Regions from separate parts of the Mus musculus genome. Here region 2 is linked to region 1. Evidence: chromatin contacts called from ENCODE Hi-C or POLR2A ChIA-PET data. All regions are on one chromosome and are shown on one strand. The core of a region is the stretch at or near the end of the contact, and the rest is flanking DNA. Distances in the headings are between cores, read along the strand shown.

What was found. Hi-C counts contacts between places; a loop is a spot of excess contacts on that map. ChIA-PET counts read pairs that join two places held with the same protein, here RNA polymerase II (POLR2A).
Region 2: a map of T-helper 17 cell shows a loop between it and region 1 (1.8-fold over the local background). The contact joins two enhancer-like sites. A Hi-C loop is called at or near these places in 7 of 37 maps with a recorded cell type or tissue (T-helper 17 cell, gastrocnemius and heart). POLR2A ChIA-PET finds 5 or more read pairs at or near these places in 3 of 5 experiments (Patski and embryonic stem cell).

The regions. Positions count from the first base shown.
Region 1 is chr6:97,275,144-97,277,928 of GRCm38, forward strand. No RefSeq gene overlaps it. Among named protein-coding and RNA genes, the nearest start is that of Gm32191, 24 kb to the left of the region's middle. Within about 2 kb of position 1,353, at least 1 of the 3 ENCODE cell types and tissues checked has a DNase peak (open chromatin) inside an H3K27ac peak, as active enhancers do; it is heart, where a contact is called at or near this core.
Region 2 is chr6:97,319,615-97,322,642 of GRCm38, forward strand. All of the region lies in intron 11 of Frmd4b (FERM domain containing 4B), which reads right to left. Among named protein-coding and RNA genes, the nearest start is that of Gm32191, 68 kb to the left of the region's middle. Within about 2 kb of position 1,611, at least 1 of the 3 ENCODE cell types and tissues checked has a DNase peak (open chromatin) inside an H3K27ac peak, as active enhancers do; it is heart, where a contact is called at or near this core.

The DNA.
Region 1 (2,785 bases), core at 103-2,602:
AACTCATGTCTTCTTGTGCTTGCTTGACAAATACTACACTCATGGAACTTCCTAAATCCCCACTTTAAGACAAGGCCTTGCACTGAAGTATTTAGTCTTTTGAATAGCAGGATTACAGGCATGTATCACTATATCTAGTAGGGTCCCTGAAACCTAAAAGCACACAGCCTAATGGAGGAAGAGACTGGTGAGGGATGGGACTCTGTTTCTCTCTCTCTCTCTTGTTTTTCTCTCTCTCTCTGTTTCTCTCTCCCTCCACCCCCCCCCTCTCTCTCTCTCTCACACACACACACACACACACACACACACACACACCACAGCAATCCTGAGGTTGACAGCTGTATAAAGCTGTATAAAGCTACAGCTAGTGCTGCTCAGGGAAGGGTTTATTTATTTGGGAGGGCCCTGAGAAACTTGCCCAGGTCGAAAGGATCTGAATTAGGAATTGAAGTGGTCTAATGTCTAATACTCCTCTATAATTAAAAAAACGAATGCCCCCCAAACCCTCCAAAGGTCACTAACGTGGAGGCGAATCTAGAGACATCTCTGTCTGCATCAGCGCGCAGCCACATTATTAGAAGAAATAACTGCTCACCACATACTCAATTTACTAAGCTCCAAGGAGCTGGAACTGGCTGATATTTCAGAGCCAGGTTGGCAACGTGATTACAGGTACTTTTAAAGCCCCCAGTCCACACATTCTCAATAATTTACATTGCACTGTAAATGGAAGTTGATCCTTGGAGGTGGGGTTGTTGTTGTGCCAAGGAAGTAATTTATGTTGCCCTGAGCTGGAGCTCTCAGTATAAGAAACAGCATTTGCAGGATGGGCAGGTACCACACTCTGTGCAGAGCATTTCCTGTGCCGAAGCAGCTATGGTAGTGAAGGCAGTAGAAACTCAACCCCTGCCTTGAAGCCTAAGACACTGAGCCACTTTCTGACGCCTCTTTCTATCTCGTTACTCTGTTAAAAGCCATCTACACTTGCTGATCTGTTGAAGAGCACAGAAATGAGAGTCTTAACTGTTGTGTTTTATAAAACATAATATAATGCGGCAGGGGCGAGAGGGACAGTCTCGTTGGGCCCGGAGGTGTTCCCCAGAGGAATCACCACCATGTGACGGGCCAAGTGCGAACGGGAAGGGGACCTGGGAAAGGAGGGGGACAAAGAAGGACAAAGAGGGAGGAGAGAGGAAGAGGATGGCCATGAACTTGTGGGGAAGAGAGAGATGGAGAGAGGGAAAAGGGGGAGAGAGAAGAGGGGCGAGAAAGGGAGGGGGAAGAGGGGGAAGGGAAGGGGGAAGGGGAGGGGGAGGGGAGAGTTTGGCTATTAGTACCAAGCAAGCAGCTGCGCAAGCTGTTGCTAGGTAGCTGTTGGGTGGAGCCTAGAGGAATTGCCAAAACTAACCAGGGAGATCCAGACCGTTTTGAAATTGCAGCTCTATTTACTAAACCATCAGGTTGCCTGGGTGACAGGGCGATAAAATAGAGGACACACTGGGGACATGGATGCACTCCATGTAGGTTCACCCTTTGCTTGTTTCAAATTCAAACCTAACTGGGTCTTTGTCTCTGTTTGTTAAACACATCACCAGTAAACTCTACCACATGGCCAGTAAAATGACAGCCTACGGTAGAAAGCTCTGAGCCCAAATCTCTGCCAACAAGTAATAGTATGAGGGTGGGGGGATGTAGCTCAGTGGTGGAATGCCTGCCCAATATGTGTAAAGCCCTGGGTTCTGTCCCCAGCACCAGTGAATCAAGCCCGGTGGCACACACCTCTAATCCCAGCACTCAGGAGGTAGAGGCAGGAAGATTACAAGTTTAGGGTCGTTCTCTGCTACACAAGTTGGAAGCCAGCTTTGGCCATGTAAGACTCTATGTCTCCTCCTCTTCCTCCCCTCCCCTCCTCTCCCCATTCCCCCCTCTTCTATCTCCTCCCCTTCCCTCCCCCTCCACTTCCTTCCTGTCTCTGTCTCTATGTCTTTCTTTCTCTGTCTCCCTGTCTGTTTCTGTCTCTCTGTGTCTCTGTCTCCTTCTCTCTCCCTTCACACACATGACTGCGCAGAGTTAGATCCATGCCCAGCTGGCATGTGTCTCTGTGCTGCAGCCCCAGCCCCAGCATGCACGAGGCCCTGTGATCACCCCAACGCTGTGGTCCTTCTTCATATGCCCTTTAAAAGGTGACTTGCACCAGGATGCTCCTGTGTGGGGGTGATTTCCTCTGTACTTGATTATGTGACCTTTGGTGTGTCTGAGCATTTATCCTGGGCTCTCATTCTTGTATCTAAAGCAAACAAAGATGTCACTGGGCCCTCTTGTTATATGTTGGCACAGTACCAGACAGGGACAAACCATTTGTTGTTTGAAGCAAAGGAAAAACCAGTCACATCAAGCCTGTCTTTACTTAAAAAATTTAAAAAAAACCAAAAAGCAGAATTTGTGTGTATGTATAAATTAATTTTGATTTTCTAAAAGACTGTGTTTAAAAAATCTTGCCAGTTTGGCTTGTTTGACTTTTTTTTCCCCCTGAGAAAGTACTTTACTTTTTATAAACCTCTACTGTGGTCTTCAGTGACTATTAAAAATGTAAGTCTTACATTATTGATGTTTAAATTTAATGCTGTTAAATGTTACTAACTCTCTTCCTTGCAGAGTCCCATTAGAAACAATAACAAGACGTGGCTTACTTTGTCCCAAGAACTGAGGCACACGTTATTAAGAGTTAGATGTTATTGAATCCCTACATTTCTCCATGCTTCTAACCCCCCAAACAACTCCCCCA
Region 2 (3,028 bases), core at 361-2,860, 45 kb after region 1:
GACCAGAGAGATGGCTCAGGGGAAGAGCACTGGCTGCTCTTCAAGGTCATGAGTTCAATTCCAAGCAACCACATGGTGGCTCCCAACCACGTGTAACTGGATCTGATAAATAAATAAATAAATAAATAAATAAATAAATAAATAAATAAATAAATCTTTTTAAAAAGTACTATACAAGCCATAAAAACCTAAGAAGAGGGGCTGGCTCAGTTGGTAGGATACTTGCCTTGTGTGCATAAAGCCTTGGGGTTGAGCCTCAGCCTCATATAAACAGGGCCCAGTCATGCACACTTGTAACCCCAGTTGAAGGCTGAAGAATCAAAAATTCAAGATTTCTTGCCTATATAGCAAGTTCAAGACCGGTCTGGGGGTATGTGAGAACCTGTCATAAAGTCATTAATGATTTTTCTTCTCATAAATAGCAAGCACATCTTCATGTATTATGGGTAACACACAGGGAAAAAAGGGTTTACCAGTAGGGAATAGGGACTGAAAACAGGAACTTCTAGTATCCCAGGATTGCTTTCAATACCCTTCCCTGTCGGTATAAAAATATTTCACATGCTCTCTTTAATTGTTTACCTCCCTCCCTCCCGAGGAATGATTTTTCTTTATCTGGTGATAGCTGTTTATCAGGCACGGGGCCAGAATATAATCTCATTCAGTTCTCACACCCTCCCCTTCAGCTAGTGGGATTACAGTTGTGCAAGATGAGGAAGACACCTTTAAAGAGATGAAAACTGTACCGAGGAACGCAAGGCAAATAAGCACTAGGGATATAGCTCAGTGGGAGAGTGCTTGCTAAGCCTGCTGGAGTCTCTGTGGTTGGAGACTCCGCATGGCAAAAATACTCACAGATATCTGTACAAACACACACAACTCCTTTTTTTTTTCGAATTTTCGAGACAGGGTTTCTCTGTATAGCCCTGGCTGTCCTGGAACTCACTCTGTAGACCAGGCTGGCCTCGAACTCAGAAATCTGCCTGCCTCTCACACACAACTCCATACACAGAACCAAGATCACAGAGACAATAGACATCAGGGCCAGGATGGAGGATGGCCCCTCAACTCTTGGGCTGCGTCATGGTGCTTCACTGATGGAAAACCACTTGGACCCCTGCCCAACCCCAAGAGTGACAAAAACTTAAAGCTAGAATAAATGAAGAATGCTTGCTAGTGCCCTGGTAGTAAGTCAAACATGGCCCCAACATCTAGAGGCAATAATTAACAGACATTATCTAAAAGGGCTAGCAGGCCTTTACCAACAGGCCTTAAACAACCCCTTTTAAAACCAGCCTTTTGGCACAAGTCTCTGATTCTTGGTCCGTCTCTCTCCTGGTTTGCTTTTCCATCAACAAGGTAGGCACACGGCCATTAATTTGTCAGCATGACCTCGATTCTTTCCTGGGCATTGGAGAACTTGCTGCCTGCCCAGATGCTGAAGCATGAGCCTTCTTTTGTGTGGGTGCTCACAACCCTTTAAACTATGCATCCTTTTAGCGTGTGCAAGCTGGCCGGGAAAGGGCCTTGCAGAACACACTCCTGTCCCCGGCTCAAATCAACAGGTTACAGAAAGCAAGATCCACCATCAGATTTCAACAAACGAAAGCAGGGTGCAAACCACAGCCTAGAGTGGACCCCTGGAATGACGGAGGAGAGGAGGGCAAGCAAGAGACACCACAAGGAGAGAGCTAACATCCTGTCAGAAGTGAGAAGCCAGTGTTGAAAACGGAAGAGGAAAGCTGCAGCCTGATAACAGGACGTGGCTGCTGGGCCTAGTCTAGACTCTGGACGGAAGAAGCCAGCCTGATTGTGATCGGCCTGAGGCAGTGGATACAGAGCTGTGAATGTGAGGGAAGGCTTTTGCGAATCAGGAGCACTATCGAGGAAATGAAGTTCAGCATTGCTGTGAGAATCTGACGCACCATTACGTGGGGGGAAAAAAATCTGATGGCTTGTTTTTGTTTCTTATGCACTGCAAACCCACATTTATTAAGGAGAGGGGAGAAAGAACTCTGAGAGTGGAAAGAAGGCTGAGATTCATTCTCTCTCTCTCTCTTTCTCTTTCCCTCTCTCTCTCCCCTCTCTCTCTCTTTCTCTTTCTCTCTCTCTCTTTAAAGAAACACTTCCAATGTTGTGAGAATTTTGGGACTTCTCAGGCCGTACTAGGTGATTATAGGTTGACTTGTGAGTTGGCCTAAGGTCTATTTTGCACACAAGTTGAGTAAAACCTAACAAGACTCTTGCGTGTTCTTTACTAAAAAGGTAAAAATTCAGGACAGACTAGTGGGCAGAAACATAGTACTATGGGTGAGCTATGCCTTAAGAAACCATGACTGGCAGTGGCTTGGCTAGGACTCTTTATTATTCCCAGTACCCCAAGCCCACTGCCCCACCCACAGTGGAAGCTGTAATGGCCTTCAAAAGACAATTGGTAGCTAGGTGTGTTGACTCGCACCCGTAATCTCGGAATTGGGTGGAGGGTGGCCGGGAGGATCGTGAGAGAGAATCTGTTACAAAGATTATGTGTTTCCATATAATGGAACTTGCGGAAGCTTAAAAGGTGGCAAGAGGGTTGGGGAAGCAGCGCTTGCCTGGCTTTTGCAAGGCCCCGGATCTGATCGGCAGCATTCCTTACTCCAGTGTTGTTCACAGGGCTGACAAGAGCCTGCCAGCCAGCTGATGACAAACACAGGAGGATGTGGTGGTTGGAGGCTGCCTTGTGGCTTTTGTTAACGCTTCTCTAACAAAGCAGCCCCAAAGCCCGACTAGTCTCACCCAGCAGAGCGGGATGAGCAGGGGAAGGGAGGCCATGCTCTGCCCAACGCAGCCTTTCCTATTATCCGTGTTAATGACACAACCGTGGAGTGGGGACAAGAAAGGTCCTTGGCTTCCATAACGTAAGGACGATTGTGAGCATTGCTCGATGGTAGAAGGAGTCTCAGAAGACACAGAGCAAGGTTAGTTTCCAGGGTTGCTTTAGGAAGAACGCAGCAGAAGACAGGTGGATGTGTAAGAGTTATTTTCA